Linked DNA regions of Homo sapiens: region 2 is linked to region 1. Evidence: read pairs that join two places in POLR2A ChIA-PET (ENCODE). Cell type or tissue: GM12878. All regions are shown on one strand. Links, peaks and the distances in the headings refer to the core of each region. The heading gives the core; the rest is flanking DNA.

Region 1 (8,508 bases), core at 3,377-5,876:
TCCCCTCAGCTTGTCAGTTACGTTTCAGATTACAGATCAATAATCTTGCTTTAGGAGCACGATTAGTGGCGTGGGGAAAAAGAAGAGCAAAATAATCTTGCTGTATAATCCAGACCCTTGTGAGCGGGGCTGACCTCACAGCTTTAACAGTTCCTAAATGAACTGAGAAGAATCCAGACCCTGCACACGAGGGTTGATTGGAAGCCGGCAATCATTCTCACTCATTTCTCCGCACCTAATGCACTTGGGTAGTACTAGGGCTGAGTGTGGTGGCTCAGGCCTGTAATCCAAGCACTTTGGGAGGCCAAGGCAGGAGGATCACTTGAGGCCAGGGGTTTGAGACCAGCATGGCCAGCATGGCCAAACCCTGTCTCTACAAAAAATACAAAAAAATTAGCCAAGTGTGGTAGCGCATGCCTGTAATCCCAGCTACTAGGGAGGCTGAGGCACGAGAATTGCTTGAACCCAGGAGGTTGAGGCTGCAGTGAGCTGAGATTGCACCACTGCACTCCAGCCTGGGTGACAGAGCGAGACTCTGTCTGAAAAAAAAAAAATGTGCTTGAGGCAGATACATTCATTACGAGAGTGAGCAATGGTACCAAGCTTAAGATTCATGATGCAGCGTTCCCCACACTGGGTGGGTGGAGAATCCACCATGAGCCTCAGGCCTTTGCACTGGCTGTTCCTTCCACAGAGAAGATGTTCCATGAGAGATGTGACCTTCTCCAGGAGGCCTTCCTTGTCCCCACTCCCAACCTCAGAGTGTGCCTTTTTCCTGATCCCTGCCACCTCTCTATTTTCCCTAGCTTGCTTGGTTCTTCCTGGCACATGCCCACGTGTTAGAGGATTTATGGGTTTATTGTTGGAATCTCCTCGTCCAAATTTGACAGCTCCAGGAAAGGTGTGACTGATGTGTTCACTCCTGTTTCCAGACCTAGTGCTCCAAGTCTTTGGCCCCAAAGGCATCCAACTGGAACTTAAGGTATTGTTTTGTTTTCATTGTATTGATCTTTAAAATACATTTTTATTTTTATTTATTTATTTATTTTTAAATAGAGATGGGGCCTCACTATCTTGCCCAGGCTTGCCTCAAACTCCTCAAATGGTTTAAGCCACCCTGGGTTCAAGTGATCCTCACACCTCGGCCCCCCAAAGCGTTAAGATTACAGGGGTTAGCCACTGCACATGGCCCAAAAATACTTTTAGTTCATGGCAACTAATACTTACTTTACCTTTATAGCAGTGATTTTTAAAAAATCCCTTAAAAATAAATTTAAGGCCGGGCACAGTGGCTCACGCTTGTAATCCCAGCACTTCGGGAGGCTGAGGTGGGCAGATCACAAGATCAAGAGATTGAGACCATCCTGGCCAACATGGTGAAACCCTGTCTCTACTAAAAATACAAAAAATTAGCCGGGCGTGGTGGCACGCACCTGTAGTCCCAGCTACTCTAGAGGCTGAGGCAGGAGAATCACTTGAACTGGGAGGCGGAGGTTGCAGTGAGCCGAGATCATGCTACTGCACTCCAGCCTGGGTGACAAGAGCAAGACTCCATCTCAAAAAATAATAATAAAAACAAATAAATAAACACATTTAAGTAAAAATATAAATTTTTTTAAAAAAATTCTGTTTTTTGAGATAGAGTCCCACTCTGTCACTCAGGCTGGAGTGCAGTGGCACAATCTCACTGCAACCTCCGCCTCCTGGGTTCAAGTGATTCTCCTGCCTCAGCCTCCTGAGTAGCTGGGACTACAGGCAAGCACCACCACCCCCAGCTGATTTTTGTATATTTTTTTTTTTTAGTAGAGATGGGGTTTCACTGTGTTGGCCAGGCTGGTCTGGCCTCAGGTGATATGCCTGCTTTGGCCTCCAAAGTGCTGGGATTACAGGTGTGAGCCACTGCGCCTGGCCAAAAATATAATGTAAAAGGATTCCATAATGGTCTACTCGGATATCAATATTTGGGAAGATGAAATAAACCAGCTGAAGTCTAGGAAATCATGCTCTTACGGATGCCTTTTTGGGGATTCTGCCTGCCATTGTGGGAACTGGCTGCCTAGACACACACACACGCACATGCTGCACACCCATTTTACAGAGACATCAAACCTCAGGAGCTTGGTTACAGCTGCCTCCCACAAGTGCACTAAGGAGCAGAGAAGTGGTCCTTAAAGAGGCTGCAGGAGTGAGGGCAACCGGGCAACCACACACCTCCCAGCGTGGGGTCCAGGAGGCGCCCTGTGCCCTTCTACTGTTGTTTTTTGTTTAAGCCACCTTGAGCTGTTGATAGTTGCAACCTTGTATGATTTTGTTTTTAAGTTAAATACAAACTGTGTATCCGGGGTGTCTGTGCAGTGGTAGGGGGCAGTGGGCAGGGTAGGAAGAAGCTATTCAGGCATTCAGTCCCCACTTACTGGGCACTGACCATGGGCCAGGGGCTTTGGTAGTCTGCTGTGTTTAGAATACAACGGTCCCCCAAGAAATTCACAATTTATTTATTTATTTATTTATTTGAGATGGAGTCTCACTCTTGTCACTCAGACTGGAACACAATGGCTTGATCTCGGCTCACTGTAACCTCCACCTTCCAGGTTGAAGCTGTTCTCCTGCCTCAGTCTCCCGAGTAGCTGGGATTACAGATGCGCGTCACTATGCCCAGCTAATTTTTGTATTTTCAGTAGAGATGGGGTTTCACCATGGTGTCCAGGCTGGTCTTGAACTCCTGACCTCAGGTGATCTGCCTGCTTTGGACCCCCAAAGTACTGGGATTACAGGTGTGACCCACCGTGCCTGGCCTTTTTTATTATTTTTTGAGGCAGAGTTTTGCTCTTGTCACTCAGGCTGGAGTGCAATGGCAGGATCTCAGCTCATTGTAACCTCCGCCTCCCGGGTTCAAGTGATTCTCTTGCCCCAGCTTCCCAAGTAGCTGGGATTACAGGCACTCACCATCACACCTGGCTAATTTTCAGTAGAGACAGGGTTTCACCATGTTGGCCAGGCTGGTCTCGAATTCCTGACCTCAAGGTATCCACCTGTCTTGGCCTCCAAAGGGATTACAGGCATGAGCCACCGCACCGTGTCAGAAACTCATAATTTAATGAGCTCGATTGAATGTCGGCCTTAATCGCCCACAAAAATTGAGGGGTAATCAGAAGCAAGGCTGAAGAGGGTGACAGGGGCTTGTCAGTAGCAGGGCTCTTCAGGGCCCTCGCCATTCTGCTCACCCTTGGAGGGTTTCTCAAGTGTGCCACTGCTGATAAATGTTCCTCCCTCCCTCCTTTCCTTCTTTTTTTTTTTCTTTCCTTCTTCCCTTTCTCTCTCTTTTTTTTTTGAAGGAGTCTCATTCTGTCACCCAGGCTGAAGTGCAGTGGCGTGATCTTGGCTCACTGAAACCTCAGCCTCCTGGGTTCAAGCGATTCTCCTGCCTCGGCTCCCCCAGTAGCTGGGATTACAGGCATGGGTCACCACACTCGGCTACTTTTCTTTTTCTTTCTTACCTTTCCTTCGTTCTCTCTCCCTCTCTCCTTCCTTCTTTCCTTTCTATCTCTCTCTCTTTTCTTTTCTTTTTTGAGACAGAGTCTTGCTGTGTCACCCAGCAGTGGTGTGATCACAGCTCACTGAAGCCTTGAACTTCTGGGCTCAAGCGATCCTCTCACCTCAGCCACCTGAGTAGCTAGGACTACACACAGGCACCACCACGCCTGGCTAATTTTTTATTTTTTTGTATGAACAGGATGCTGCTATGTTACCCAGGCTGGTGTTGAACTCCTGGACTCAAGCGATCCTCCCATCTTGGCCTCCCAAAGTGCTGGGATTACAGGTGTGAGCCATCACACCTGGCTATAACATTAAATTTTAATGGCAAAATCCAAATTCAGAGAATGGAAGTAGAGAATGAATGAATGAAGGCAGTGTGAGGCTCATCTGTGGGTAAAGATGCCAAGCTTGAGGCTGGAGTCAAGGCTACGGTGTCTCAGGGTCCCCAGTGGGGTATTAAATCGGACTGTGGTGATTTGTCCTGAAACCTGGTCATGGAGTGTGTTTCACTGGCTACAGAGACAATGTCCAACCTTGAGCCAAGACACTTATTTAAATAAAATGAAGCAGTCATGATGCAATGTTTCAGTGTTTTCACCTGGGAAATTCACCATGAGCACTTCTTCTACCTCTTAACCAGGGTTCCCAAATCACAACCTGTAGACCAAATTAGGAAGCACGCACAAATCTGCAATGCATCAACGCAGCCAGGCTCTGAAAATAGCAGCTGCAGCCACAAACCAAAGAACAGGCCTTTGTGAACAGACTGAAAGAAACTGCTTGTCCTGAGCTCATCTTTTAAGCCACAGACAGAACTCCTTACTCCTACTAAAGTATGTATTTAAGCAAAGATAGGAATCAATTACATCCAAGTAGGATGGCTTAGCACGTTAGATTTTCCCTTTCTCACTAAGTTTCCAAGGCCTAATTTTCCAACCAGAACCCAAGAGAATATGAACTTATATGAAAAGAAGTGGCCGACCCATTGTACATAGGTTTGATAGCATTAACAGAGGCCAGGCTCTACATGAATCCTGCAAGACCGGGAGATGAATCCCTTTCACAGTGCAAAACCCACTTTCAGGGTGATCGCTGCCTTCAGGAACATGGTTTCACTCCAATAGCTCCAGTGCATCTGTCTCAAACTGTCTCTCATTTTTCAAACAACATTGAATTTATCTCCTCACCCTAATTAACACTACTTAGGAAGGTAAATCAGTTTCAGAAACACTTCTCTGTTAGATTCACATTGAAACCACACAACTTCCTGAGCAGCTTCACACCTGGAGCCACCTTCCAGCCCCACATAGCACCTTTCTTTTTTTTTTTTTTTTTTTTTTGAGATGGAGTCTTGCTCTGTCACCCAGGCTGGAGGGCAATCTCTGCTCACTGCAACCTCCGCCTCCCGGGTTCAAGCAATTCTTCTACCTCAGCCTCCCCAGTAGCTGGGATTACAGGCTCCCACCACCATGCCTGGCTAAATTTTTTTTATTTTTAGTAGAGATGGGTTCTGCCATGTTGGCCAGGCTGGTCTCAAACTCCTGACCTCAGGTGATCCGCCTGCCACAGCCTCCCAAAGTGCTGGGATTACAAGCGTGAGCCACCACGCCCGACCCACCATTCTTGCATTAAGCATATTAAGAGATACCATTCAGAGCCAGACTGATAGTTGAGACAGTATTTATTTTTTAAGTGGCACTGAGGTCATATACTTTAATCCCTCCCAACACATGTAACAGTCCTCTGCCCATCATTAGCGATTCTGAGGATGAAACGTTATGCAAAGTCCCTTACAGAGTCAAATTTGGCCTGAGAGATAAAAAGTCGAGCTTAGCAGATGGCAGGGAATAAAAGGGAGCAGGGGCAGGAGAAGGCTCGTCTTTTTAATCTAAGCCAAAGCCCAAACCAGGTGCCAGAAAGATAAAATAAAAACTGTGCCTATAGTTTTGCAATGCTTTAGGGATGCTGAAGGACAGTCTTTAGAGAATCATTTAAATTAATGTATCTATTCTTCATTTCAAAAGATAAATGAAATACCATCCCAGTGATTCAGTTTTTTCCAGTTTTAAGTAAATACGGTAATGGAAAAGATGGGAGCTCTCTTCCTCCCTTCATTCTTTGCTCCCACCTCTGAAAACCCATTAAGTGGGGCCAGTCACGGTGGCTCATCCCAGCACTTTGGGAGGCCGAGGTGGGAGGATTGCTTGAGCTCAGGAGCTCAAGACCAGCCTGGGACACATGGTGAAACCCTGTCTCTACAAAAAATACAAAAATTAGGCTTGGTGGCACATGCCTGTAGTCCCATCTACTTGGGAGGCTGGGGTGGGAGAATCACTTGAGCATGGGAGGTCGAGGCTGCAGTAAGCAGTAAGCAGTGATCGTGCTGCTGCACTCCAGCCTGGGTGAGCCTGTCTCAAAAACAACAACAAATAACCCCACAAGAAACTCAAATACCCATGGGTCCATATTGAGACAAGTAAATCAGATATGAGAAAGCTTTTCTGTACAAAATACCAACCAATCAGTGTAGAAGGAATGGAAGGATCAGAAACCACTATTTGGCAACTATCATAGTTATTCAGACAAAAAACAGCAATAGATACTGAAACTAGGGGGTAGAAGTTTGATGAGGAACAGGATATTTAGTCTCAAAGCACTTCCCTACAAAATACTTATTAACTTTACAGTGGCAGAACCTGGCAGACAACACAACTAAGTGACATCACCAATAATGGGGAAATTCATAATCATGTGTCGCCTGATACGATCCTATGGGAGGAACACAGCATCACCTCTGAATATTCCTGCCCAAAATGCAGAGCCTGAACCAAATCATGAAGAAACACCAACAAACCCAATTCGAGTTTACACAATAGCCTCTTACCTTAAAATGCAAAGGTGCAAAAGCAAGCCTAAACTGTAGACTGAAGGAGACTGAGACACAACTAATAAATTCAATACAATTATTTATTTTTTACATTTTTTTTGTTTTTTTATTTTGAGACGGAGTCTCACTGTTGCCCAGGCTGGAGTGCAATGGTGCGATCTCGGCTCACTGCAACCTCCGCCTCCCAGGTTCAAATGATTCTCTAGACTCAGCCTCCCAGATAGCTGGGATTACAGGCGCCCACCACCATGCCCAGCTAATTTTTTTTTTTTTTTTTTTTTGAGACGGAGTTTCACTCTTGTTGCCCAGGCTGGAGTGCAATGGCGCCATCTCGGCTCACTGCAACCTCTGCCTCCCAGATTCAAGTGATTCTCCTGCCTCAGCCTTCCAAGTAGATGGGGTTACAGGCATGCGCCATCACACCTGGCTATTTTGTATTTTTAGTAGAGACGGGGTTTCTCCATGTTGGTCAGGCTGGTCTCGAACTCCCGACCTCAGGTGATCCACCTGCCTCGGTCTCTCAAAGTGCTGGGATTACAGGTGTGAGCCACCATGCCTGGTCTGTATTGTTAGCAGAGATGGGGTTTCATTAAGTTGGCCAGGCTGGTCTCGAACTCCTGACCTCAAATGATCCGCCCACCTCGGCCTCCCAAAGTGCTGGGATTACAGGCGTGAGCCACTGCACCCGGCCTATGTTTAACATTTTTTAAAAAGTCAGGGTCTTGGCCGGGCGTGGTGGCTCACGCCTGTAATCCCAGCACTTTGGGAGGCTGAGGCGGGCAGATCACCTGAGGTCGGGAGTTCGAGATCAGCCTGACCAACATGGAGAAACCTTGTCTCTACTAAAAATACAAAAAATTTAGCTGGGAATGGTGCTGCATGCCTGTAATTCCAGCTACTTGGGAGGCTGAGGCAGGAGAATCACTTAAACTTGGGAGGTGGAGATTGCAGTGAGCCGAGATCGTGCCATTGTACTCCAGCCTGGGCAACAAGAGCGAAACTCCATCTCAAAAAAAAAAAAAAAAAAAGTCAGGGTCTTGCTACATTACCCAGCCTGGTCTTGAACTCCTGGCCTCAAGTCATCCTCCTGCCTTGGGCTCCCAAAATGCTAAGATTACAGGAGCCACTGTGCCCAGCCAACATAATCATGTTTTTGTGTGACAAAGCTATTATTGGGACTACTGGGTAAACATGAATGGTTAGTGGCTGGCATTAATGTTTCCATGTATTCCTACTTGTGATGGATATATTTGGTAATATATTTGCTGATGTTGGGACATCAGAAAAAAATGGACTATTCTTGCAGTATTCCTATATAAATTTATTATTCCAAAATTTAGAAAAACATCAACAAGGTGAAAGCTAGGCATCTTTGTTTTTGAGATGCAGTTTCGCTCTTGTCGCCCAGGCTGGAGTGCAATGGCACCATCTCAGCTCACTGCAACCTCCGCCTCCCAGGTTCAAGCAATTCTCCTACCTCAGCCTCCTGAGTAGCTGGGATTACAGGCGCCCACAACCATGCCGGGCTGATTTTTTATTTTTTAGTGGAGACGGGGTTTCACTATGTTAGCCGGGCTGGACTGGAACTCCTGACCTCAAGTGATCTGCCCACCTCAGCCTCCCAAAGTGCTGGGATTATAGGCGTGAGCCGCCATGCCTGGTCGAAAAGTCCTTACTTTCTAAAATTAAGGATATATCCTATAACTGCATGGATCAAGACAGAAATATGTAAAAATAATTGAAAAAATGCAGAACATAAAAAAAAAGGATCTAACAATTAGCTAGGCATGATGGTGCCCACCTGCAGTCCTAGCTACTCAGGAGGCTGAGGTGGAGCGATGGCTCAAGCCAGAAGTTCGAGGTGATAATGAGCTATCATTGCACCACTGAACTCCAGCCTGGGCAACAAAGTGAGAGCCCTGTCTCCTAAAAAAAAAAAAAAAAAGCATCTAACACTGACAGTGATCACATTCAGAAGTGAAGTGATGATGTGGTTAAAATTAAGAAGTTCTCTCAATTCCTTTTGTGTCAAACACTTAAGGGTGCAGTAAAAAAAGATAATTTTGCAAAAAGTGAAAATTCTT
Region 2 (16,363 bases), core at 1,819-4,318, 57 kb after region 1:
GGGAACTGGGATTTTAACATTCACTATGGTTATTTAAAAAAAAAAAAAAAAAAGAGCTGGGCATGGTGGCTCACACCTGTAATCCCAGCACTTTGAGAGGCTGAGGCGGGCAGATCACCTGAGGTCAGGAGTTCGAGACCAGCCTGACCAACATGGACCAACATTCTCTACTAAAAATACAAAATTAGCCAGGCATGGTGGCGCATGCCTTTAATCCCAACTACTTGGGAGGCCGAGGCAGGAGAATCACCTGAACCTGGCAGGCAGAGGTTGCACTGAGCTGCGATCAGACCATTGCACTCCAGCCTGGGCAACAAGAGGGAAACTCCATCTCAAAAAAAAAAAAAAGAAGAAAGAAAGAGTGGAAACAAAATAAGCATTCTTCAAGTAACTGATACGTGCTGAACATTTTGCTAAATGCATTACATGTATTATTTAATTTTTCTAACGATGCTATGAGGTAGGTATTATTGCCTCTCTTCTTTATTTGTTGTTGTTGTTGAGAAAGGGTCTCACTTTGTTTTCCAGGCTGGAGTACAGTGGCACGATCACTGCTCACTGCAGCCTTGACTTTCTGGGCTCAAGCTATCCTACCACCTCAGCCTCCTAAGTAGCTGGGACTACAGTTACACACCACCACACCCAGCTAATTCTTTCTTTTTTCTTTCTTTGCCACCACCACACCAGCTAATTCTTTTCTTTTCTTTTCCTTTTCTTTCCTTTCTTTCTTTCTTTCTTTTTCTTTCTTTCTTTCTCTTTCTTTCTTTCTTTCTTTTTCTTTCTTTCTCCCTTTCTTCCCTTTCTTTCCTTTCTTTTCTTGCTTTTCTTTCTTTTTTTTTTGTAGAGATGGGGTCTCTCTATGCTGCCCTGACTGGTCTCAAACTCCTGACCTCAAGTGATCCACGTGCCTCAGCCTCACAAAGTGCTGGGATTACAGGTGTGAGCCACCATACCCAGCCTTCTTTATTTGTTAACTATGCTTTTTCTTCCAGAGGAAGAAGAGACTTTCTTCACCTAGTCTTTTACTCATCTTTCATATCTCAATTCAAACATATTTCCTCTGGTCACCCTTGCTGACCCTCGGACCCTGTTCCGGGCTCCAGTGGCATGATAGGCATTTCTTTCCCAGTGTGTTACTTTACCCTTAGTTGTATTAATGTCTGTGTCCTTTCAAAAGCCTGAAAATGTCAGTGAAAGGAGTGTTTGGTCTGATTTTGTTTCCATTCCATCTCCAGCAGCTAGCACCAAATAGTAGGCTTTTGATAAATATTTGTTGACTGAAGGAATAAATGAATGAATATTTTACCCAGCATCTTCAGTGAGTACCCATTGTTTCATCAAGGAAATGTAGATAAGGGCGCCAAGAGAAGCCGTTTTCAGGTGCTACCTCCTCCTTGGAGCTGCAACCAAGGAAAGCTTTTTATAAGCTGCCCTTCCCCCAAAGCCCCTAAAAAGAAGTGATTCTGAAGTCAACCCACACAAGAGTACCATACTAAGAACACAAGTATTTTCACAAATTTGATCTTATCATCAAGTGTTCATTTAAATAACATGTACTTACATTTCTGGTAAGTATAAACTGGTACATTCAGTATGGAAATCAATTTGTCAGTAATTGTTACCCTGACCCCCACTTGTTTTTTAAACACCTCAAGACCATTGAGGTGTTAAAAAAGACCACTGACTACCATTTGGCAATGTCTATAAAAATAAAAGCATACACATGCCCTTTAGCCCAGAATTCCACTTTTAGGATTTATCCTTCCACATGTAGAGAATGGAGTGTTTAAAGGTAGCACTGTTGCAGCACTGTTTGTGATAATGAAAGACTGGAAAAAACAGCCCATCAGTAGAGAACTGGTTAAATAAAAGATGGTGCATTCAGACAGTGAATTACCATAAAGCCAGAAAAAAGAGAGTAAGTTCTGTATATATCGACAAGATCTCCACAATATATTGTTAAATGAAAAGGGTTTATAGTATGTGAGCAGTATGCTACATTTATGTTAAAATGAACATAAAAAATAGAATACAATGAGACACCACCTCACACTCACTAGGATGGCTATAACACAAACAAGCAAAAAAACCCAGAAAAGAACAAATGTTGATGAAAATGTAGAAAAAACAGAACCCTCATACATTGCTGTTAGAATGTAAAATAGTGCAGCTGCTTTAGAATAGTTCCTCAAAAAGTTAAACATAGAGTTACTGTATGATCCAGCAGTTTAGCTCCTAAATATATACCCAAGTGAACCGAAGATGTATGTTCACACACAAACGCTTATACACAAATGTTCATAGCAGCATTATTCATAATAGCCAAAAAAGTAGAAACAACCCAAATGTCCGTCAACTGGCTAAAGGATAAACAAAATGTGATACAATGGAATATTATTCAGCCATAAAAAATGAAGTATTGATACATGCTACAATATGGATGCACCTTGAACACATTATGCTAAGTGAAAGAAACCAGAAACAAAAGGGTACATATCGTATGATTCCATTTATATGAAATGTCAGAATAGGCAAATCCAGGGCTGGGCGTAGTGGCTCCCACCTGTAAGCCCAGCACTTTGAGGATCCCAGCACAGAGACCAAGGTGGGCAGATCACTGGAGGTCAGGAGTTTGAGACCAGCCTGGCCAACATGGTGAAACCCTGTCTCTACCAAAAAGACAAAATTAGCCAGGCATGGTGGTGCTGACCTGTAGTCCCACCTACCTGGGAGGCTGAGACAGGAAAATCGCTTGAACCCAGGAGGCAGAGGTTGCAGTGAGCCGAGATCACACCACTGCACTCCAGCCTGGGCAACAGAGCAAGACTGTCTCAAAAAAAAAAAAAAGGCAAATCCACAGAGACAGAAAGTAGGTAAGTGGTTGCCAAGGGCTGGAGGAGAGGGGACTGGGGAATGACTGCTAGTGGGTACAGGGTGGTTTTTTTTTTGGTGTGTGGGCTGGTGATGAAATGTTCTAAAATTAGTGCTGACAGTTATACAAGTCTATGAATGTACTTAACCATTGAATTGTATCCTTTAAAACGGTGGATTTTGATATGTGAACTATATCTGAATAAAGTCATTATTTTCTTTAAAGGAGGGCAAGTTGAAGACATCGTCAGATGACAAACAAAAACAGAGTTAGCTGCCGTAGGCCCTTACCGTGGAAACTACTGAAGAATGAACCTAAGACACAAGAAAACTGAACCCAAAAGGAAATAGGGAAATGCAAGAAAAAATGGTAAGGAAATATTTACAAAACATATGGATGTATCTAAACAAATTATGACTACTCAAAACTATTTTTAGTAATAATGGTTGATTTAGAAAAGTAAAAATAACAAGATAAACTGAAAAATTGGTAAACATTTCAGATGGGAACAGTGAGCAAAGATGAAGTTTAATATGTTTTTATTTGGGAGGAAAGTAAATATTGATTAATGTTAGACTTTTTTTTTTTTTTTGAGACAGAGTCTTGGTCTTGTCACCCAGGCTGGAGTGCAATGGTGCAATCTCGGTTCACTGCAACCTTCGCCTCCCAGGTTCAAGTGATTCTCCTGCCTCAGCCTCCCGAGTAGCTGGGATTACAGGCACCCACCACCATGCCCAGCTAATTTTTGTATTCTTAGTAGAGACATTTCACTATGTTGGCCAGGCTGGTCTCAAACTCCTGACCTCAAGTGATCCACCTGCCTCAGCCTCACAAAGTGCTGGGATTACAGGTGTAAGCCACCACACCCAGCCAATTTTAGACTTTTTAAGTCTGTATATTAAAATGTTAAGAGTTGGTTGGGCGCGGTGGCTCATGCCTATAATCCTGGAACTTTGGTAGGCCAAGGCAGGTGGATCAGTTGAGGTCAGGAATTCAAGACCAACCTTATTAAATAAATAAATATATTTATATTTATTATTTATTTTTATCTTTTTGAGACAGTCTCACTCTGTCACCCAGGCTGGAGTGCAGTGGTGCGATCTCAGCTCATTGCAACCTCCACCTCCCGGGTTCAAGCGATTCTCCTGCCTCAGCCTCCCGAGTAGCTGAACTACAGGTGCCAGCCACCACACCTAGCTAATTTTTGTACTTTTTTTTAGTAGAGATGGGGTTTCACCATGTTGGCCAGGCTGGTCTCGAACTCCTGACCTCAGGTGATCCACCTGCCTCAGCCTCCCAAAGTGCTGGGATTACAGGCATGAGCCACCGCACCCGCCAAAAAAAATTAAAATGTTAAGGGTAGCTCTTCCTCTTCCTTCTCTTCCTGTACAATTCAGTCTTCAGGCCATTAGGTAAAATAGTACAAGGTGTCTACAATGAAGAGGAGGGCCGGTGGCCCAGAGTGGAATGTCACTTTTATTCACTATTATGTCCTCAGTGTCTGAAACATGTTCACTCAATATTTGGCTCACTGTGTCACTTCCTTCTGGACCCTGATCAAATGTCATTTCTCAGGGAGGCTTTCCCAATCATTTCATGTACAGTAACACTCACCACCTACTCTTCTCCTTTACCCTGTTTTATTTTTTCTTCATAGTACTCAACACCAACAAACCTGTTTTATATTTATTTGTTGATTATCTATCTTCCTCCGCTAGAATGTAGCTCCTTGAGAACAAGGACTCGGACTATTGTGTCAATTATTATGTTCCTAAACCCAGAATAGTGCCTTCCATGTGGTATATGCTCAACAAATATTTGTCGAATGAACGAATCATGTTTATGTATCTGAGATATTTTATAACTGAAAGGAAACACACCAAGCATGGTGGCTGACGCCTGTAATATCAGCACTTTGGGAAGCTGATGTGGGAGCATTGCTTGAGCCCAAGAGTTCAAGACCAGCCTAGGCAACATGACAAGACCCCGTCTCTAAAAAAATTAATAATAATTATGACAGAGCAGCTGATCAATTTCTAATTCTATTTATTGATGTTTGTTGCACAGCATTTTTACAGTGATCATCTCTGGGTGATATAATGAACTCCTTTTTTCCTCCTATTTTCTCCCATGTGCATCTGTTACTTTTACGATCAGAGAAAAAAATTAAAATTTACTAACATTTTGTAAATTTACAGCTTGAGCAACATTGTGACAATGAAGGGAAAACAAACACAGGAGTTTGGATGGGGAAATTGGGTCAAAAGCTTGGAGCAGCTAGTGGGAGGCGGGAGTGGAGTGGGAGGGCCTGGCAGTATGGCACCAGAGGAAGGTGCCCACAGAGAGTTGGCCCTGGAAGTTGGGCAGAGGGCACCCAAGGCAAGCAGTGGCTTCTTCACCTCGCACCTGAGCCAGCAACCTAAATTCTGAGTCTGGTTGTGGTACTAACTAACCACTCACCTGGGGCCAGCCACTTCTTCAGGCCTCAGTTTCCTCATCTGTGAAGCTCAGGTCTGAGGGAGACAAGCTGTCTCTCTCAGAGCCTTTCTACCTAAGAGGTGTGTGGTCCTAGAACCTGCACTGAGAAGCTGTGGTGTGGGTGGGGGACTCCCACTGACACAGCAGGCCTCTGCTCTCAAGCTCTGTCTGCGAAATACTGGATGAACAGTGTAGAATAGGAGAAAAACAGTATTCAAAACTATATGGGCTCTCTAAGTTATCCATGATAAATGCATAGAGAGAGAGAGAGAGAGAGAGAGAGAGACTGACAGTGTATCTACTCTTAAATAGTAACATTTTTCACTGGGCAGGGTCCTCTTATTCATTAGTCACAATAAGCACAGTTCCTGGGGCCTATAGACTTTTCAGGGACTCTCAAACATATTTGAGATATAGAAAACAAAATATATTGGCTTCAAAAAATTTTAAATGACAGAACTAAAATTCATAAACATTTAATCAAAGGTCTGCAAAATATATGTTAACTAGACAGTTTCCTTCTTTTCTTTTCTTTTTTTTTTTTGAGATGGAGTTTCGCTCTGTCACCCAGGCTGGAGGGCAGTGGCATGATCTCGGCTCACTGCAACCTCTGCCTCCCAGGTTTAAGCAATTCTCCTGCCTCAGCCTCTTGAGTAGCTGGGATTACAGCTGCCTGTCACCACGTCTGGCTAATTTTTTTGTATTTTTAGTAGAGATGGGGTTTCTCCATGTTGGCCAGGCTGGTTTTGAACTCCTGGCCTCAAGTGATCCACCCACCTCAGCCTCCCAAAGTGCAAGGATTACAGGCATGAGCCACTGTGCCTGGCCAACTAGACAGTTTCAACTCAGCACAGTAACTTCAGATGTGAGATGTGGGTGCATTTTAACATGATGGGGCATCCCATAGCAGGCATATCTGAGGCCTGTGGAAGTAAAGTGAGGATGGGGTGGATTATGGAGGTTTTATAGTTTCTTGAGTTTCAATTTTTCTACTATGAGCATGTATTATAAGAAGAAGAAAAAGTATTGTGAATGTTTTGAAAAAGTCTGTAAATAAAACCTTAGGAAAGATTTGGGGTGAAGAAGTCCCTACTTTCTCATCTCAGTAAAGGCTTGGGGACAGTCCTCTGTCTTATGGAGGTAATTAGAATCAAAAAGGAAACTCACTGGAAACATGTATTTAAGAGTTTACTCATTCTATGCTGTTTTCCAAGTTATTTCCATCCAGCAGTTTAGGATAAATCTGTGTATTGACATGTTGCTCTCTCTTTCCTTCATGGAACCATAAAATCATTGAATGTTAGAACATAGCGGGAGCCTTCCTCCTTGCTGTCACCTTCTCTTGGTGGTCACAGTGGGCTCTATGAGCATGGGAGAGCCCAGGTTAGCTGCAAAAGGGCCAGGCCTCAAATGAGCTCCGTTGCTGCCTGGTAGATGGTCGAGGTGCTACCAGAGGAGATGGGTGTCTTGCTCCAGGCAGGGAGGCAGAGTCTGAGTCTCTGGGTTGGGAGACAACGGGGTTCTCCTGGTGTCTGTGCTGTTGTCATTCACAATGACAACAGCTGCTCTTCCCTCTGCTGCATGTGTTCACACACACATGCCCTACCTTTACACACGTGTGTGTGCACATGGGCACATTTTCTCTCTGCCTAGACAGCTGGCACCTCTCCCCCAGACACAGATGCCCAGACATTTCTGCTGCCAGCCAACTCACTCCGTGGCTCTGTTCCAACTCGGCTAGAGCAGGGCAGGGGGCTGTTCCTGCTGTCTCTTATCTTAGCCAAGAAGGACAGTGGCTGCTGTCAGGAGAGGGGGTAATGAGGGGTAGAGGACAACTGGTCTTTGAGGAGACTCCCACCGTTTTTTCCTTCTCCCAGTGATCCTTCCTCCTTTGGCTAAAGGACTGGAGAAAAAGCTGTCCAGTCAGAATCCCTCCTGTCAACGATGAAGGCCCAAAGCCCTACCCACACCGAACCCCTCAGCCCCTCGCCTGACAAATACTCAAAGTCAGCTAAAACTATTGGTGTCTCAGGCTCCCAGCTCTCCCATTTGACCCTGGAAACCTCCCCAGTCCCCCATCCTGGGTTCTTTTGCATGTTGGAGTATCGCTTGCTGATACGGCGTTCGATGTTTATACCTCTCAGTTGATAAGCATGTTCCGTCTAGAGAACGTCTTGTATATTATTCTTAAAAGTTCTTACCAGGGACTCCAAAGGGTGTCCCTTTTGAAAAACTACTCACTGAGTGCAGTGTTCACTGTTCGGGTGATGGGTTCACTGGAAGCCCATTATGCAATATACTCATGTAACAAATTTGCACATGTACCCACTGAATCCAAAATAATTTTTTTTTTTGAGACAGAGTTTTGCTTTGTCACCCAGGTTGGAGTGCAGTGGTGTGATCTTGGCTCACTGCAACCTCTGCCTCCTGAGTTCTAGTGATTCTCCTGCCTCAGCCTCCTGAGTAGCTGGGATTACAGGCACCTGCCACCATGCCTGGCTGATTTTTATATTTTTAGTAGAGACAGGGTTTCGCCATGTTGGCCAGGCTGATCTCAAACTCCTGACCTCAAGTGATCCACCCGCCTTGGCCTCCCAAAGTGTTGGGATTACAGGTGTGAGCCACTGCGCCCGGCCAGAATAAAATTTTAAAAATGTATTGTAAGCATCATCCTTATTCATCGCTCTGTTAATTAGTTATCTCCTGTAACTTTGAGAGGGTTGTTTTAAGATTTAAAAATATATTTGCTTCTCAGTCTGTGCCTTGTGCAAACCAGATGCTCAGTTGTTATCAGTGGACCAATCTTTATCACTCACATGCACTAAAGATCAGTAAACCAGGCTGGGTGCAGTGGCTCACGCCTGTAATCTCAGCACTTTGGGAGGCCAAGGCAGGTGGATTACCTGAGGTCAGGAGCTTGAGACCAGCCTGGCCAACATAGTGAAACCCTATCTCTACTAAAAATACAAAAATTAGCTGGGTGTGGTGGCACACGCCTGTAGTCCCAACTACTCGGGAGGCTGAGGCAGGAGAATGGCGTGAACCCGGGAGGCAGAGGTTGCAGTGAGCCGAGGTTGCGCCACTGCACTCTAGCCTGGGTGACAGAGCGAGACTCTGTCTCAAAAAAAAAAAAAAAATCAGTAAGCCAACCCCACCCCTGAGCTAACTAAATTCTCTAGCTAGACTGAACCTGCCCATCCCACCTGTATCATCAAATTCAGCCTCAGCCACTGCCCAGCCTGGGGCACTGGGTAAACTTCTTTGCTTCTCTAGCCTCAGGCTCCTTGTCGTGAAAACAAACTGACTGAGCTCGATAATGGCTCTAAGCATTCCTTCTAGCCGATTAGATTCTATAACTAAGTGCTTTTATAGAGTCTTTTGCAGCCTTGGTTCCTCAGCCTTCTGGAATAAAATCACCATTGTCCCTTGCCACTTCTCTATCTGCACAACAGGGAGAAATCAGGGAGAAGGAGGAATAGAGGGATGTGGAGAATCTCCTTTGATAGCAAGGAAAATGAGCAGCCTGGGTACTAGCTCTAAAAGGGGATTCTACCCAAAATAAGGAGCTCAGTGCATCATGGGATGTGTACTGCCCACGGGGCTCTGAGTATGTAAATCAGGACAGGTGTGTGTATATTAGGGCAAATGTGTGTACCCTAGGAAACTTTGCACCTGTCGGTGGCCTCAGGCCTGTTGATGTTCTCATTGTTCATGTGACTCCTGGTACCCCAAGGGCCTGGGCCTGGTTGTGCCGCTTTCACAGCCTCCTGGGGTAGGTCTCTGAGTCAAGAGGCATGTGACTCTTGTTGGTTTTGTGTACCTGAGACTGTGTGTTGGCCTCATTACTGCAGGAAGTTCAGGTTCTTTGGTTGGCTTAGTGAATTACCCAGGAAACAGTAGATATAGGCTGGCTGAGCTCTCCTACGCTTCCCAAGCCAAGAAAGGAGGGAAGTGCCCTTCCTGCACTCCTAAAGGTCAGCATACCCTTCCCACAAAGGGGGCACACTGTGAAAAGTCACCCTTGTCTCCTGAGGATGAGGCTTCACTTATGAGGCCCCTAGGGGGAAGTGTGTAAAGCCAAAGTCATTCCAAGATCTGGAGACAGGGCAAAGGCCGGTAACCAAGCACAGTAACCAGGCCTGCAGTTGGCTAAGCCCCAGAGTCACATCACCTGGAAAAGCTATTTTTATGTGCCAGACAGGACTGAGAAGTTGCCGCTGTCATCAGAGCCCAGGTTTCCCCTAACCCTGTCCCGGAGGCTGGGCCACTGTGACCCACCCATCAGGGAGGAACAGAGCTGGCCTTACTCTGGGTAGGCCCTTTCCCTTCTCCTCCTCCTCCAGCTATCTCCCCAGCTCTGCTGTTGGGAGACTGCTGTCTACCTGTAGAGTTGGATTTCCTCCTCAAAGGGTAGCTTCCCAGCAAAGCCACATTACTGCTTCCAAAGCAGGGAGCTCACCAGTGTATACTTCCTGATTTTTCTGTCTACTTTCCCTAACTTGGGACATCTGATCGTTCTGCCAGGCCATGCAGCAATTCCTTTCCTGTCCTCCTGTTCATCTGAAAAAGGCTTAAGCCAGCTCTGCAGCTGAGCTCTTTGCATTTTCTAAGTCCCCCTTCACATACCTGAGGTCCCCTTGTCTTCATATGATCCCCGATGTAGTCTGGCAAAATTAATGTGTTAGTGTTACAGCGCTTTGAGAATTTGTCTAGCAGGCCTTTGGGTCTTTACTGGAAAACCCCTAAAAAAAATTAACATGTTAAATTTCAGGAAAGGTATCTCTCTATTAGCCCCCACTTATTCTTTCATTTATTCATTCTGCATTTATTTAGCATTATCATTTTTCTATTGAAGATTTCATGCTTTTCTGTTCAATTTCCCAAGTTCCTGATATAGTAAGAAATTGAGACCTTGTTATTGTACTTACGAAAATATTTCCCTGCCTATTTGCTTTAAGTTTTTTTGTTTTGTTTTATTTTTCTTTGAGACAGAGTCTCACTCTGTCACCCAGGCTGGAGTGCAGTGGCATGATCTCAGCTCACTGCAACCTCTGCCTCCTGGGTTCAAGCAATTCTCCTGCCTCAGCCTCCTGAGGAACTGGGAGTGCAGGTGAGTGCCATGACGCCAGCCAATTTTTGTATTTTTAGTAGAGATGGGGTTTCACCATGCCAGGCTGGTCTCGAACTCCTGACCTCAAGTGATCCATCTGCCTCGGCCTCCTAAAAAGTGCTGGGATTACAGGCGTGAGCCACCATGCCTGGCCGCTTTTAGTTTTTTTAAAAATAATTTTTATTATTTAGTAGTAGAGATGGGGTCTTGCTATGTTACCCAGACTGGTCTTGAACTCCTGGGTTCAAGCAGTCCTCTTGCCTCAACCTCCCAAAGTGCTGGGATTACAGGCATGAGCCACAACACCTGGCCTATTTGCTTTCAATTTTGTTTATGACTATTTTCTTCTTTTTCACAGTCATTTATTCAACAACTATTTATTAAATGTCAACTATGAAAAACCACTGGGCAAGGCATTTTGGAGACTGAACTACTTGCCCTTAGGACACTTGTTCCCTCCTACCTCCTACTTATTTAACTGATAGATGTGGAAGCTTTATAGTATCATCACACCCTTAGATGACAAGGCTCTGGGCCTTATTACTCAAATCACTTAAGTTTATATATGACTCGCGTATAATAAAAGTTAAAAATTAATAAAAATGGCCAGGTGCAGTGGCTCATGTCTGTAATCCCAGCACTTCGGGAGGCCAAGGCAGGTGGATCACCTGAGGTCAGGAGCTCAAGAACAGCCTGACCAACATGGTGAAAACCCATCTTTACTAAAAATACAAAAATTAGCTGGGCATGGTGGCAGATGCCTGTAATCCCAGCTACCCAGGAGGCTGAGGCAGAAGAATTGCTTGAACCCGGGAGGTGGAGGTTGCAGTGAGCCGAGACCGTGCCATTGCACTCCAGCCTGGGCTACAAGAGCGAAACTCCATCTCAAAAACAAATAATAATAAGAATATACTATATAATATATACAGTTACAATAACTCAAATTAGTAAAAAACACACAGAAAATTGACTATAAGCACTTATTAATTAACTTCAATTTATTAAATTACAGGGAGAAATAAACCTGCCAGGCCTTGTGCTTATTGATTAGTGAGTGTTTTCTTTTCTCTGTACAAAAGTCTGTTTGGGGACTCAAAAGACAACAGGAAGTAGCCTGAAGGTATAGAATCTGAGCTGGGGGAGCTGCCTAGGGAATTGCAGAGGCAAGTGTCACCAAGCTCCAATAACCTGCTGTCCTCACTGTCCCTGCAAGAAGAGACACACTAAGAGGACCGGATTTCTCATGTTGGCATTTCAGGGCATCTTGGTTAAAAAAGTAGTGGCTTCCAGGACAAACAGACGTGAGTTCAAAGCCAGCCTCACACTCTCTGACTGGATGACCTTGGATAAGTAACTTAATCTTTCTGAGGCTCAGTATTTGCATCAGTTTTCTCTCAATGTGATGTTGAGGCACTCCCTGTAGGAGTGTTTGGAAGATGAAATGAGATTATGCAGGCAAAGCAGTTGCACATTGTTTGGCACTGAAGCTCAACAAATGTTAGTTCTATTTTATTATTATTATTATCACCACTATTATTATTATCCTATGTTGTGTGCCAGAGGCTGTGCTGGGTGCTGGAAATGCAGCAATGGATAGGACACATGGTCCCTGCCCCATCCCACCTCCAGGGATCTGATTGATCAAAGGAAGCTCAGTTTTTCAGCACCAGACTCAGCCTCATTTACACACATGGTCTTATTATATCCCTTCCTGCATTGCCTTTTTGAGAAAAGTCACTTTAAATCAAGGAAAATTTTAGACTATGAATTATTTGAAGCCAAAAATTTAACTTAATTCTTTCTCCGCTAAAGAGTACAATAATACATATTTAGAACATTAATGAGTCCTAATAATCTCTTTTATATGTAGAAGGCTGTCAGTCCCCCAAGTACTTTCATACTTATTTCATCCTGGAAAACAATTAAGTTAGAGAAACAGACATTTGGCCGGGCGCGGTGGCTCACGCCTGTAATCCCAGCACTTTGGGAGGCCGAGGCGGGCGGATCACGAGGTCAGGAGTTTGAGACCATCCTGGCTAACACGGAGAAACCCCATCTCTACTAAAAATACAAAAAATTAGCCCGGCGTGGTGGCGGGTGCCTGTAGTCCCAGCTACTGGGGAGGCTGAGGCAGGAGAATGGCGTGAACCCGGGAGGCGGAGCTTGCAGTGAGCCGAGATTGCGCCACTGCACTCCAGCCTGGGTGACAGAGTGAGACTCCATCTCAGAAAAAAAAAAAAAAGAGAAACAGACATTTTAGAAAAATTACATAATGGAGAAGTGTTAATAGAACCGCCTGTGAAGTTGTGATACCTAGAAGATTCTACAAAAACAGAATTCAATTAGATATATACTTTAACTTTTTATTATGGAAAATTTAGATCATACACAAAAGTAGACAGACAAGCAGACTAGCTTACACATATCCAATCTTCAGCCACCAGCAACCCTTAACCTATGGCCAATTCTGCCCCATTCACACACACGTGCTTTCCCTCCTCCTGTATTATTTGAAGTACATCCTATACAGCCTGTCAATTCAGCTGCAAATATCTGTTATGCATCTGTAAAAGCTGAAGACTTGAGGCCAGGTGCAGTCGCTCGTGCCTATAATCCCAGCACTTGGGAGGCCAAGACGGGAGGATCGCTTGAGCCCAGGAGCTCAAGACCAGCCCAGGCAACATTGGAAGACCTCATCTCTACAAACAAATTAAAAAATGAGCCGGGCCTGGTGGCAGGTACCTGTAGTCCCAGCTACTCAGGAGGCTGAGGCAGGATGATAGCTTGAGCCAGGGAGGTTGAGGCTGCAGTGAGCTGTAATTGCACCATGGCACTCCAGCCTGAGTGACACAAAAAGAACTTATCTCAGAAAAAAAAACAAAAAATAAATAAAGTTTACACATTTTTAACAAAGCTAAAACACTGTTACACAGCTAAAATATCAACAGCAATTCCTAATACCATCAAACAATATTCAAGTTTCTAATTGTTTCATAAAAGGACACCATTTTAATATCTGCAAGTGGGTTGTGGTTCTAAGAGAAGGAATCATAGGTAAAAGTAAAGAATTCAGTTGAATTGCAACCTCTTTAAGAGCAAATAAATTCTCCTTTGTATTCATTTAGAATGTTTGTGCTTCTTTTTACTGTTTTAAACAAAGTTGCAATTAATATCTTTATACTTACATTTTTGTACGCTTGCCCAATTATTTCCTTAAGATTAATACCTATGAGTAAAAGCCAGAAGGCATGCCTTTGTTTTTTTATTTTGTTTTATTTTTGAGACAGGATCTTGCTCTGTCACCCAGGCTGGAGTGCAGTGGCGCCATCACGACTTGTTGCAGTCTCGACCTCCTGGGCTCAAGCGATCTTCCCATCTTAGCCTCCCAAATGGCTGGTACCATAGGCACACACCACCACTCCTGATACTTTTGTTCTTTTATTTTTGTTTTTTGTAGAGACAGGGGTCTCACCATGTTGCCCAGGCTGGTCTCAAACTCATGGGCTCAAGCCATCTTCTTGCCTCGGCCTCCCAAAGTGTTGAGATTACAGGTGTGAGCCTCTACACGCAGCCAGCACACCTTTTTAGGCTCTTGTTCCATACTATGAAATAGCCTTCCTAGGCACACTGTGTGAAAATGCCCATTTTCCTATGTTCCATGCACGCACAATCCTAATAGTATTCTCTATATTTGCAAATGAGGATATGGAGTCGGGGGCACTGGATTAGGGTGGGCCCTAATCCCATGTGACTGGTGTCCTTATAAGAAGAGGAAAATTTGAACACAGACAGACAGAGGGAAGATGGCCATGTGATGCCAGAGGCAGAGAGATTAGAGTTAGGGTGCCATGAGCCAAGGAATGTGTGGGGCCACCAGAAACTGGAAAAAACAAGGAAGGATCCTCCCCTAGTTGGCAGCGTGGCCCTGCCAATGCCCTAATTTCAAACTTCCAGGCTCCAGAACTGTGAGAGAATAAATTTATATTGTTATGAATCACCTAGTTTGTGATACTTTATTACCACTGCCCTAGAAAACTAATACAGATGGAGCGGAGTGGTTTGTAAAATAGGGAGGGGAAAGGATTTCGACATGAGTTGACACCATCTACACATTTGCTGGGGATATGTCAGACTAACTCCTTTTAGGACACCAGAAGGCTGTATTGGATCATGGGGAAGGGATGGGAAGAAGGCAGGCAGATAGTGCTATAGGACACTAGCTACCACAAGGGTGATAAGAGTGGGTGTCCTCTGTACTTCTAGGGGGTATAGGATATCTGGGAGCAGACCAGGGTGAGCTGGGAGCGGAGGTGCAAGGGACCAGAAGAAACAAGGCTTCAGAAGAGCAGCTCCCTCATCAGTATTACCCAGGGAGTAATTCTGGGTACAGGCCACACTCCTGGGTTCCCCTGAAGCACACATTTCTACTCTTCTCACACCAACAACTCTTTTTTGAGATGGGGTCTTGCTCTGTCACCTAGGCTGGAGTGCAGTAGTGTCATCATAGCTCACTGCAGCCTTGAACTCCACAACTCAAGGGATCCTCCCACCTCAGCCTCTTGAGTAGTTGGAACTACAAGCGTGCGCCACCACGCCCAGCTAACTTTTTTATTTTTTATTTTTGTAGAGACTGGGTCTCTCTATGTTGTCCAGGCAGGTCTCAAACCCCTGAGGTCAAGTGGTCCTCCTACCTTGGCCTCCCAAAGTGGTGGGACTTCAGCCGTGAGCCATGCAATGGGCCTATACTTTTTAGATTCCGTACAAAGGAAGAGTATTCTGGACATTTCATATAAATGAATAATTTAATATATGACCTTTTGTGTCTGGTTTTGTTAATGGATGGTACTGTATAGTTCCAGGCTCTTGGTGTCCCAAACAAAGAACTGGACGTGACACAGATAGCATAGCAAAGCAGCAAAAATTTGTTATGCATAGTAACACTCCCAGAGAGGAGAGAGCGGGCTGACCCGCAAGTGGTATCAGTCCCAGTTTGTTACATTTCATGGCCTTTTATATGTTTTTTTTTTCCACTTGCTCAACCTTACTGTATCTCTTTTGACCAAATTGTTTATCTTTACTTTTATTTTTTGTGACCAAATTGCTACTGCAAGTCCTTCTTATTTTTCTTATCTTGCATGTTTCAACTCACTGCTTACTCCCTTATGTACATACTGCTTACTTCCTTATTTTATATATTCTACTTCTGCTATTTTGCATGTTTTGCTTTTGCTACTGCTTAAGCTAACTTACGTCCAAGGATCCGCTTCGCCCCCAGCTTGCTCTGCTATTCTCCTGCCTTAGTTTCTTCCAACTTGCACAGCGTTCTCAAGTTTCATCTATGTTGTAGCTTGTATCAGAATTTCATTCATGTTCAAGTAATATTCTGTTGTATGGATATACCACATTTTGTTTACCCATTCATCAACTGATGGACATTTGGGTAGTTTCCACCCTAGCTATTATGAATAAGGCTGATATGAACATTTGTGTACATGTTTTTGTGTAGATATATGTTTTCAGTTCTCTTGGATCTACAACTAGGAGTAGAACTGCTGGGTTATGTGGTATCTCTGTGTTTAATATTTTGAGGAATTGCCAAACTGTTTTCCAGAGTGGCTGCATCATTCTGTAATTCTACCAGCAATATATAAAGGTTCCAGTTTCCCCACATCCTGTCAACACTTGTTATTGTCTTTACTTTTTTAAATTTTAGCCAGCCTGGTGGTTGTTAAGTAGTATCTCATTGTGGATTTCATTTGTATTTCCCTAATGACTAATGATGTTGAACATCTTTTTATCTGCATATTGGCTATTTGTAAGCCTCCTTTGGAGAAATGTTTATTCAAATTCTTCACCCAGTTGTAGCCGGGCATGGTCGCAGGCACCTGTAATCCCAGCTACTT

Evidence for each region. Peaks named below come from ENCODE experiments on the same cell type or tissue, not always from the same donor. Only the 100,000 strongest peaks of a DNase experiment are listed, where the experiment ranks them.
Region 2: POLR2A ChIA-PET joins it to region 1 with 5 read pairs; 3 of 35 experiments call an interaction of 5 or more read pairs at or near these places.

Annotation. Positions count from the first base shown.
Region 1 is chr7:128,503,295-128,511,802 of GRCh38, reverse strand. It overlaps METTL2B (methyltransferase 2B, tRNA N3-cytidine), which reads right to left. Exons shown (of 9, transcript NM_018396.3): 9 at 5,201-8,508. Among named protein-coding and RNA genes, the nearest start is that of METTL2B, 31 kb to the right of the region's middle. RefSeq lists an enhancer at 4,938-5,027. In GM12878, for the core only: no CTCF peak of the experiment used is centred there; DNase peaks (open chromatin) are centred at 4,182 and 4,762; H3K4me3 peaks cover 1,081 bases; H3K27ac peaks cover 1,405 bases.
Region 2 is chr7:128,437,180-128,453,542 of GRCh38, reverse strand. It overlaps the pseudogene RNU7-54P. Among named protein-coding and RNA genes, the nearest start is that of HILPDA, 11 kb to the left of the region's middle. In GM12878, for the core only: no CTCF peak of the experiment used is centred there; a DNase peak (open chromatin) is centred at 2,961.